Regions from separate parts of the Mus musculus genome. Here region 1 is linked to region 2. Evidence: chromatin contacts called from ENCODE Hi-C or POLR2A ChIA-PET data. All regions are on one chromosome and are shown on one strand. Each heading gives the region's core, a stretch centred on a gene start or an enhancer-like site at or near the end of the contact. The rest is flanking DNA. Distances are from core to core; before and after follow the strand shown. Region 1 holds the start of Sertad2 (SERTA domain containing 2). Region 2 has its middle 38 kb from the start of Sertad2.

Region 1 (5,334 bases), core at 2,826-5,325, 37 kb after region 2:
CCCTTCTGACATTAGTTGGCAGTCTGTGGAATCCAGATGTTCTGAGTGTGTGAGAAGAGTGTTCCTGCTAAGAATTTGGCGGTTTATAGACTCCTCCCTGTGAGAGTGTGTGGAGACTGGCAGGTAGTGCTATATTGAGAAATGGGAAAGCTGAGGGTTTTTTTTTTCCCTCAAATGTTGTTTTAAAGATTGTGTTCTGTGCTAAGATTTAGACAATGTCAGAATTTTAGAAAAAGAAAAGGCCTAATATTTAATATTAATATCTAATACTAAAAAGAAAGACGTGTGTGCAGCATGGCTGGCAGCCATGACCTCAGTTCATAACAGTGTGGTACCTTTCAGAAGACGATCCCTATCTTAGGGCTGTAGCTCTGCCTGTGTGAACTGAGCTGTGGAGGAGGAGCAGGGAAAAGGCCTGACACAGAGGGCAGTGCACAGCTTGCAGGAGTACAGTAGTTTATTTGGTCACTGAGCACGAGGAAGGCTTTCCTCTCCATCACTCACTATATTAGCCATCTGCTGGCCTTCACATCCACAGCAATCCCTGCTGGTCACAGAAGGGATGTGAATTCCAGAATTTGACTTTAAAAATCTATCCCAAGTTTTCTGGTATTAGGGTAAGTCTACAGCTGATATCTCCTATTTTCCATGAAAATCTATCTAGCCCAGTTTTTTTTTCTATACAGTGGTTTCATAACTGAAACATTTGTCCTTTTTGACTTTATAGATGATTGCTAATATTTCAGCTTCAAATCTAGACTAGAATTAGGTTGAAAGAAAAATTGAAGTTTTTGAAGCTTGTCTTTGTTTTCAGACTGTGGGTATAGCTCAGTAGTTGAGCCCCACACCCTGGGTCCTGTCCTCTCTACACACAAAACCTCATACATAGATACAAATAAATAAATAAATAAATAAATAAATAAATAATCTTTGTTTCATGGTTCATATATCTGACTTGTTCCTTGTGTTTCTCTGACCATGCTAATTAAGTGCTAAAAGCACCCTTCGGTTAGTGCATTACTCTACTAGTCTGTAGGTCATACATAGCATTTCAAAGGAGAAGTGGGGACTGTAAACTGGTATCCAGGACTCAGCTGTGTGAGGAGACCTCTCTGGATGAGCTCATGATTTCAGAATTTTCAAAATTTGCTGTCACAGTTCTGTGCTGAAGAAAAGAAATGCTTCTCTTCTCCCTAAACTGATGTGTTCGTGATAGTTAAATGTGACCTACTAACTTGTGATGGAGAAGTTCTGAATTCTTGATGAAGCCCTAAGATTAAGATTATTTTAAATGGACTTTTAAAATGTATAAACCAAATGTACAGGTTCACTTAGCATTTATTGATCATTCTGTAGAAGTAACTATTATTTTTCTCTATAAAGAAAAAAAAAATCTGGCCCAGCCTGATTGTGTATACCTTTACTCCCTGCAGAGGTGGGAGGCGGGGGCGGGGCGGGTTGCGGGGGCAGGGGAAGGCCAACTTGGTCTACATAGTTCCAGGACAGATGGAGCTATGAAAAGAGAGCCTGTTTCAAAGTAAAAGCCTTCAGTCTTTGAGTATACCTCAAAAGTTCAGGGAAGGTGCCCTGAAGAGATGGTACCGCAGTTAAGAATACTTACTGCACTTGTAGAGGACCCCAGATTGGTTCCCACCACCACAGGCGCTCACAGTATTCTGTAACTCCTGTTCCAGAGGATCTAGCACCCTCTCTGGCCTCCATAGGACCAGAGCATGCACATGGTTCCCAGATACACCCTTACTCGTAAAGTTTTTGTTTTTGTTTTTAAGTACAGGGCGATCTTCCTTTATCTTTAAACGTCTCAGATTAGGCAGGATTGGCTAGATTGCTGTGCCTGGCGAGAAGGAGCAGGGAGACAGAAGTACCTGATGTTGGACCACACTGGCAGCTGTTGACGCTGCCACTTCACACTTTGACTAATTGGTCAGATATACCAGATTCTAGAAGTTGGTTAAGTGAAATTGTAACTCATGCACTGATAAGCCTCTAAGTCTTCAAAAATAGAACTGTGCGATATCTCACCCCAGAAGCAACTCTGGGCTGCTTTCCTCAGAACTCAGACTTTTAGGTAAGCATACATAGAACATAGACTTCAGACAACATGTGTTCGTTCTGTTGACACACTAAGATGTTATTTTAATTTTGGCTTTCCTTTTGTGCAGGAACACTGTATTTGGGTAGCCATTTGTTAAAAAATATCCAAGTGTCATAAAATTCTGTGTCTTTTTGCAAACTTCAATTCATGAATAACAGTTTCAATTCATTTTAAATTCAACAGAACTAAATACCTCTGGCCTCCCACAAAGACATCACAGGAAGATTATTGTAGCTACTATTTCAATGGCGGTTTCTTAAAGTGAGCACTCAAAGTCTAAGTGAGTGGGTAATTAGAGCCAGGAGGGGTTAGTGCTGTCTCCAAATGCAGAACTCTAGAAATGAAAACCATCTTGGCTCTCCAGCAAAATGTGTGAAAGTTTATGCCACTGAGCAAGACCTCATACTCTATGCGATGCCATTTTGTGCTATTATAATGACTTGCCAGAGAGATATACAATTAGCTGATATTGGTTATACCTCATGAAACATGTATATGAGATTTTGATAATGCCAAGGATTTGCTAAAAACAAACAGCAACAACAACAAAAACCTTTTTACTTCTCTAATTAATAAAACCTGACATTGTCTCCTTTACCGTTTAGCACACATCATAATAATAATTATTATAATTATTAGAGACACATTCTCACTATTTAGTCCTGGCTGGCCTACAACTGCCTATGTAGACCAGGCTGACCTTGAACTAAGAGAGATCTGCCTGCCTCTTCCTACCTAGTGTAGGGGTCCTACAACTGGTGATGGCTCATATTTAATTTTGATAGGATCATCAACTCGATTGATAACAAATCATTACAGAACAGTTTGAGTTGGAATAAATTTGTCTTGATGTTTAAGACCTTTATGTTAGGTCTTAAAGCTTTATTGTCCTTAAATACAACTAGTGTCATGGACCATTAAACAGCAAAGTGGTCTGAAGAGAAATTATTGATTGGAGTGGCAGCCAAAATTTTAAAGTGCCTGAATTTCTTTTGTAATATCTTTATGTAGAATGCATATGCCATTTTAAAGGTAATGATAAATGTTCCTGTTGAGCTGTCCCTGGCCTCTTAGTTCTCTTAAATTCGAACCACTTAGGCACATGCTAATACTAAGGACAATATAAAGCTCCTTGCTAAGTTTGAGTAGTTAAAAACATTAAGGATTTTTTGTTGTTTTGGGGTTTTTTGTTTTTTGTTTTTTAAATGGGAAAGATAAGGCTATCAGCGTGAAACTTGTGGGCAGAGGACCACGCCTCCAGTTCCCTGTGTTCTCCAAGCGTGGTCTCCCTCTGGTTGGCTGCATGGTCTCCATAAAGGATGCAACTCTGGTATGTCCGACCGACTCCAAAGGTACTAGTTGGTGACTCATTTCAACTTCTGTCGTCAGCTCCACACGGAGCCCTTGGCCCCTCCCCCCATTCCCATATCTCCGAGGGCCATTGGTGGACCCTATCCTCCCGCCAGCCGGCCCAAGTGGCCAAATAGCTCGGATGCCTGTCATATTTGTGGTCGCGCTCCTCTGCGGACTGTGCCAGCGCTGCCGTCTTTGTCATCACCCACTCTGTCATGTCTGTTTTCCAGTATGTGGGGGCCATTAGTGGTAGTAGTGGCGGTCCGGCTTGGGCGCTCCCATTTCTACCTCTCCTATTTAGCTTTCAGTCCACAGAAGAGGCTGCATAAGCTTGGTGTCTGTCCGCCGCTTCCTGAGAGTTCACCCTGAGGGAATCTGCATTTATGGCACTTGGGCGGGCCCGGGGCGGGCCCTGCGAAGCTGAGGCGGGTCCGGACCGGCTGGAGGCGGGGCCTACGGAGATCTGGACCTGAAGGCACGGGTGGGCGGGACCTATAGTAGGAGGTGGGAGGGGCAGGGTGGGGCCTATACTGCAGGGGCGGGGCTGGTGGGGCGGGGCCCGGCCAGGCAGGGGGTGGGGCCTACGGGGCCTGGCCGGAGCTCGCCAGAGGCTCGCAGGCGGACGTCACTCCCGCACGGCGAGTGCTGGAGCACGAGCTGTACCTCTCTCGGCCCGGGCGTCCACTCCGCCCGCCTCCTGCTTCCTCCAGGCTGCCCGCCGCCTCCACCATTGTATAATGTTCCCGACTCGCAAGCAGAGGACGCCGGAGTCGTAGCTCCGGCCTCGCCGAGCTCCCTGCTACCGTCGGCCCCGCGGCGGGGGCGCCCCGCATGGAGCGGGCATAGCTTGAGGGGTGGGCGGAAACCCCTCCGATGCGTTAGCTCCTGGTGGACCTGCTTGTGGTGAGTTCCGGGCCGAGCTGGAGGCTCCCCGGGGTTGGGCTCCGGCGGGCGAGGGGCGGTGCTGGGCTGGGCCAGGCGGGAGCCCAAGGCAGCGGAGGCCGGACCGGGCAGGTTGGGGAGCACCCGCTGGCCGCCTGGAGACCCCGACTGTCACGACCTGGGGCGGGGTCCGGGCGGCAGGGGCCCGGAGCTTTTGCCGTCACAGCTGGTGTGTGTGTGTGTGTGTGAGTGTGTGTGTGTGTGTGTGTGCGCGCGCGCGCGCGCTCGCTGTGGTGGCTCTGGTGCTGAGAACGTGCGAGACTTTTTTTTTTTTTTAAAGATTCCGGTTGCTGGCAGGGAGGCTGCTTCACTTTTGAGTTCCGTGTCTGGGTTTGCATCCAACTTGCTATATTGTGTTTCGAGAGTTTCCCGGTGGTTTTGCGTTAAAACAGTTCTCTTCACCCTCTTTTCTTCCGTGCCCAAGTGAATTGATTTTGGATCCAAATGTTTATTAAACTTAATGCCTTCCTGGTTTTTAAATTAGAAATCTACAAGTCATCTTGGTGTTAACCGCCTATGACGGGGCAGAGGGGGGGCGGTGCTGAGGGGAGCCAGCTGTCCCGACGCGTAGACTTTGTACCATTGACACTGGGCACTTCAGAGGACCATTGCGTCGAGAGAAAGTACTGAATTGTTCATATTTTTCTTAACTATAAATTGTCTTAGCTTTAGCCGGAATGGTAGCAAATCAGTAGAGTTGAAAATTGAATTGTAAGTTTCGCAAAGCAGTGAGACTGTTTTAGAATAACTTTTTGCTCGCATCTAGGTAGTTTCAGGAGTAGAAAGTCGGTTTTGCAGGCACTGAGTGGAGGGCAGTCAGCAGGGACAGACTCAGAAACGGCAGATTTTATTTAAGTAGAATCAGTCAAACCCTAGCTGGCTTTCAGGAACAGTCGTTGTTTTCAAGCTTTGTTCTTGAAACG
Region 2 (5,879 bases), core at 2,539-5,038:
CTTACTGAGTGGTGTGCGTGTATTTGTCTAAACAACAGAATTATGTCCTCCTTAGGCCTCTGACCTCCCCTGCCATGAGTGTTTGAAAAGGTTTCCAGAAGTAGATATGGATACCCTACTGTAGAGTGAGCCTCAAATCCAGATATTTTAAAGGAAGTCTATAGACACTTAATAACTCATCAATTATAATGTCAAATGTCCAATTAAAAGCCACTGGGCATGTGAAGAAGTAGGGGTTAAGAAGACTAGAAATGAGTTAAGATTAACTAGCAGACCACTTATCAATATGGTCAAGGTTTTATTAAGATAAGACATGAACATATTAAGTACTAAAATAAAAGATTTATTTATACCTGAATTTCTAGAGCTGAAAATACAACATCTGAAATGAAAGCATCAGCACAGGGGCATCATGTGGGCATCTAGCAGGTGTCACATGGACTTCACATGGGTATCACACAGGTGTTACATGAGCATCACATGGGTGTCACAGTAGATGAGATTTGTAGAGCATCAGTGAACTTGCCAGTGTGCATGAGGAATCATGACTCTAGAAGAAATAGACAGAGAATCTTAGTGAGAGGGAAGATCTTATTAAGTGACCCAATACACATTCTAAGGGTAAAACCAAGTGGAATAAAATAAGATTCAAAGTCCCCAAATTAGGTGAAAACTAGAAACTCTTCAACCTAATGAAGAAAACACAAAACTCTATCATAACTACATTTGCTTTCAAAATAAAAATTTAAAAAGCATCATGTAAGACCCATACACTGGGGCTGGAGAGATGGCTCAGTGGGTAAGAGCACTGACTGCTCTTCCAGAGGTCCTGAGTTCAAATCCCAGCAACCACATGGTGGCTCACAGCCATCTATAATGGGATCTGATGCCCTCTTCTGGTGTGTCTGAAGACAGCCACAGTGTACTCATATACATGAAATAAATAAATCTTTAGAGAAAAGAAAAAAGACCCACATACTCCCACAGCAGGAACCATGAATGAAGCAGGAAACCTTAGAATTACATGTTCAAGATGCTGAAGGAAAAAGAGTTAATGTGAAACTATGTATCAGGTGCAACCCCTCAAAAATGAAGATAAAACAAGACCATTTCAACACCAAAAACTGAAGGAGCTCATTGCCAGCAGACCTGCAGGTAAAGAGGCATGTTGGGAGTTTTCACGTTGAAGAGAGAGCCCAGACGGAAACTTAGATGCATACAAAGAACAATAGCACTGGGCGTTATGGCCTCAGTTTAAAGTGAGTGGGCCTGGGGAGGGTCATGCAGCAATGGAGCATCTCCTGCTCTTACAGAGGCCCTGGGTTCAGATCTCAGCATCCATGTCAACTGCTTTACAGCCTCTGTAACTCCAGCCCTTTAGGGGTCCAGCGCCCTCTGCTGGCTTCTGGATACCCATATATACATGCCATAATATTCTCATTCATATTCTCTCTCCCTCCCTCCCTCTCTCCCTCCCTCCCTCCCTCCCTCCTTCCCTCCCTCCCTCCCTCTACCTCCCCCTCTCCCTCCCTCCTCTCTTTCTCTTTCTCTCACATACACACACAAAATACAAAAAAAAAAATCAAATTTAAAATTTTAAATGTATATTGTAAGCACTAATAAAAATAACATGTAAATGAAAAAAATACTTCATCCAAAAGAGAAGAAAAATAAACAAAAGACAACTTTGATGTTGTTACTTCCAAAAAAGAAGAAATAAAGAAAACAAGTAGCAAGATACTGATTTGAATCAACTCATACCAAAAAGTTACATTAACTATGGCTGGCTCATAGGAGCCAGTATAGGAGGTGCGAAGCCAGGCTCAAGTATCTGTTACCTATAAGCAGGGCCCAAACGAGTGCCATCTACAGTTATGTTACTTATGTGCTTATCACATAAACAGGCTAAAAGTTACAAGAATAGAAAAAAAATTAACTATACCTGTTAATCAGAAAGAAACATTGATGACTTTAGCTGTGTAGAAAAAATAGATTCAGAATAAGAAATATTACCAGGTATAAAAAGGAGATCTTGTAATAATTATGGTTCTTTAAGAATTTGTCCTCAAGCCTAGCATAATGGTCATCAGAGAGGGTCCATCCAGTGCTTGATGGAAACAGATGCAGAAGAGCCCCACAGCCGTATGTTAGGTGGAACTTGGGGAATCCTGTGGAAGAAGGGAGGGAAGGATTGGAAGAGCCAGAGGCATCAAGAACACCACAAGAAAACCCACATAATCAAATAACCTGGGCCCATAGGGGCTCACAGAGACTAAAGCAACCATCGGAGAGCTTGCATGGGTCTGACCAAGGCCCTCTGCATATAAGTTATGGTTGTGCAGCTTGGGTCTTCTTGTGGAACTCCTAACAGTGGGACTGGGGGTTGTTTGTGAGGCTTTCTGCTTGCTTTTGGGACCCTTTCCTCCCACTGGGTTGCCTTGTCCAGCCTTAATATGAGGGGTGGTGCCTAGTCTTATTGCAACTTGATATGCCATGTTTGATTAATATCCCTGGGTGGCTTGCCCTTTTCTGAAGAAGAAAAGGAGGAGGAGTGGATTGGGGGTGGGGGCAGGGGTGGAGATGCTGGGAGGAGAGGAGGAAAAGTGCACTTGGGATATAATGTATGAGAGAATAGTGATGATGATGAAGAAGGAAGAGGAGAAAGAGGAGAAGAAGAAAATTATGAAGACTATGTCCTCAGATTACACTGTCTTTAAGAAGTAGACTTCTCTCCTTGAGTATGTATTGGACTTTGTATCTGATGAGGAGCAGTTAAAGATCCTGGGACAGAGAGATGGGCCAGTGGCTAAGAGCACCTACAGCTGTTTCAGGGGAGTTCACTTGCTGGCACCCATGTTGGGTGGCAGCTCTGGAAGGGTCCAGGGGGACCTGATGCCTCTGGCTACCTTGGGCACTAGCACACACTCATGCACAGATACACATAAATAAAAATGAGAAAAACAAATCTTTTAAGAAAGGTGCCATAACTTCCAATTTGGCTGCTCCCTTTGGAGCCATTCATACTGGTGGAAGTTCCGTGCTTCTTGGTTTTGTGTAATGAATTTTCACATTTCTCAGGTCATTCTTATTATGTGTCTCACCCTTCCCACCCCTGCCACCTCTACCTTGCTGCACTAGTCTTGGATTTTTCTTCAAAGTACTAATCATCTTGTGGGGGTGGGGGGAGCTTTTTTTTTTTTTTTTTTTTTTTTTTTTGGTCAAGGCTTATTTGACTGATGGCATTGTTCAAATGAATTTTGTGAAATCTGTAAAAATTTCTAGTAAAATACCTTTCTTCATCCTGGGCCATAAATAGTGAGATTAACTTTAGCACTAATGTTGAACTAAGGAATTCATGTTATTGGAGTCCACAGAGAGTGACCATCACCCTTGCACCTTGCAGCTAAATGATGTAGAACATGTTTTTGTTGTAGTTTAGTAATTCTATGGAGACAGACAAAGGTTTACTCTTACTCGGTCACATTGCCTAAGAGGAGGGTGGGGAAGCTCAGCCTGTGCTGGTGTTGGAATGTGGGGGTGAATGTGGTAGGAATTGTCCCTTACACGACAAAGCTGTTCCTTTCCTAGAGACAGCTTGTGTCTCCTGTCCCTTCTGTGGCCCGTACATTTGCATTGCCAGTGACCTGCCTGCACGGTGGAGCTGATGGCACGTGCGCTGTGTGCTGTAAGCTGCACTTACGCTTTCTGCACTTAGCAGAATAATTGGAATATGGCTGGTATCGACAAACATTTGTCCACTGGATCAGCTAAACCACAACAGGGTCTCACCGCTTCCTCAGGGTAGTGGCAGGAAATTCCAAAGCAGGAGCCCAGAATAGGCCCTGGCAAAAGTTTCCACTGACGGGGGCCCTGATGGCCACCGTCTGAGCACGCCTGTTTCCCGTCCAGCACTTTGCACATGGCACAGAGGCTCCATGGGAGTCTGTGCCGTAGAGGTTCTTCTTTCCATGGCCTGAGGAAGGTGCAGGGCTGAAGGGCAGTCATTTGGAAAGAAACTGCACAGGTTAATGTTGGAAGGTACCGATTTTTACTTCTGAAAAGGGTAGGCATTTCTGTAACACACATACACTCGAGTGTGCACACAGACACACACACACACACACCCGTCCCCACTGCCCCCACTTTGGTTTCTTCCTATTACATCCTGTCTAAACACCAAGTGCAAAGATTTCAACCCTGCCAATGTGAAAACCTGCGAGTTGGATGAGTCATGGATGGATTGTACAGTATACAAATTCTTTCTCAATGGAATTATTTACAAATGCTTCTCTCTCACACACAGACACACCGAGAGAGACAGAGAGAGAGAACATACAAGCAAGCGAGCGAGCGAGCACTGGTCACTCTGTGTGTATGAGAGTTTGGAGGTAGGAATTGCAAGGAGACTGGCTGTTTTTGTTTATACTGCTCATGAATATTATAGCATTTTGTAAATCTCACAGATTTCATACTCTTCTTAATCAAAATACAGTAACATTGTTTGATTGAAGAGAGTATGAAATGTATATGATTGTATAATATAGACTATTACTTTGAAATGAAATCCTTGGTTCAAAGGATTAAAAAAAATTAATTATTTGAGCAACTTTCAAAGACCCGTTGCTAATATACAAACTGTAGGTATAAGCAAAGGCATTTTCTTTTTAAGATCACGGATACACTCTTAGTCATATCTACTTCACTTTCTCCCCTCACTCCCCTCCACTCTCCTCCCGACGTGTCACCTTCTCACCTTCATGTCTGTTCTTGTTCTTTGGGGTGGGGTTGAGGGTGAGGCAGACCACGGAGTCCGGCTAACGCAGCCTGCTAGATAGTGGCTAATCTTGTTGGCATGCTCTTCTGCGTGTCTTGTGCAGGCGATGGTGTTACGTTCAGAAGGCAACACTTTCCATCTCTAGCTCCTCTGTTCTTTCTGCCTCCGCTTTCAGGATGTCCCCGTGCCTTACAGGGGGTTGATACAGACGTTCTATTTAGAGCTGTCTCTAAATTTGACAGTCTTTTTTTTTTTTTTTTTTTTTTCCATTTTTTATTAGGTATTTAGCTCATTTACATTTCCAATGCTATACCAAAAGTCCCCCATACCCACCCACCCCCACTCCCCTACCTGCCCACTCCCCCTTTTTGGCCCTGGCGTTCCCCTGTTCTGGGGCATATAAAGTTTGTGTGTCCAATGGGCCTCTCTTTCCAGTGATGGCCGACTAGGCCATCTTTTGATACATATGCAGCTAGAGTCAAGAGCTCCGGGGTACTGGTTAGTTCATAATGTTGATCCACCTATAGGGTTGCAGATCCCTTTAGCTCCTTGGGTACTTTCTCTAGCTCCTCCATTGGGAGCCCTGTGATCCATCCATTAGCTGACTGTGGGCATCCACTTCTGTGTTTGCTAGGCCCCGGCATAGTCTCACAAGAGACAGCTACATCTGGGTCCTTTCGATAAAATCTTGCTAGTGTATGCAATGGTGTCAGCGTTTGGATGCTGATTATGGGGTGGATCCCTGGATAAGGCAGTCTCTACATGGTCCACCCTTTAATCTCAGCTCCAAACTTTGTCTCTGTAACTCCTTCCAAGGGTGATTTGTTCCCACTTCTAAGGAGGGGCATAGTGTCCACACTTCAGTCTTCATTTTTCTTGAGTTTCATGTCTTTAGGAAATTGTAACTTATATCTTGGGTATCCTAGGTTTTGGGCTAATATCCACTTATCAGTGAGTACATATTGTGTGAGTTCCTTTGTGAATGTGTTACCTCACTCAGGATGATGCCCTCCAGGTCCATCCATTTGGCTAGGAATTTCATAAATTCATTCTTTTTAATAGCTGAGTAGTACTCCAAAACCAAATTCTCACATTATCTCTCCAC

The links. A loop is a pair of places that touch in the nucleus more often than their neighbours do. ChIA-PET counts read pairs that join two places held with the same protein, here RNA polymerase II (POLR2A).
Region 1: a map of heart shows a loop between it and region 2 (4-fold over the local background). The contact joins the promoter of Sertad2 here to the enhancer-like site in region 2. A Hi-C loop is called at or near these places in 3 of 37 maps with a recorded cell type or tissue (all heart). POLR2A ChIA-PET finds 5 or more read pairs at or near these places in 3 of 5 experiments (Patski and embryonic stem cell).

The regions. Positions count from the first base shown.
Region 1 is chr11:20,627,902-20,633,235 of GRCm38, forward strand. It overlaps Sertad2 (SERTA domain containing 2), which reads left to right and starts at 4,076. Exons shown (of 2, transcript NM_001038625.1): 1 at 4,076-4,372.
Region 2 is chr11:20,590,827-20,596,705 of GRCm38, forward strand. It overlaps a transcript of Sertad2 not described here. Among named protein-coding and RNA genes, the nearest start is that of Sertad2, 38 kb to the right of the region's middle. Within about 2 kb of position 3,789, at least 2 of the 3 ENCODE cell types and tissues checked have a DNase peak (open chromatin) inside an H3K27ac peak, as active enhancers do; they include heart, where a contact is called at or near this core.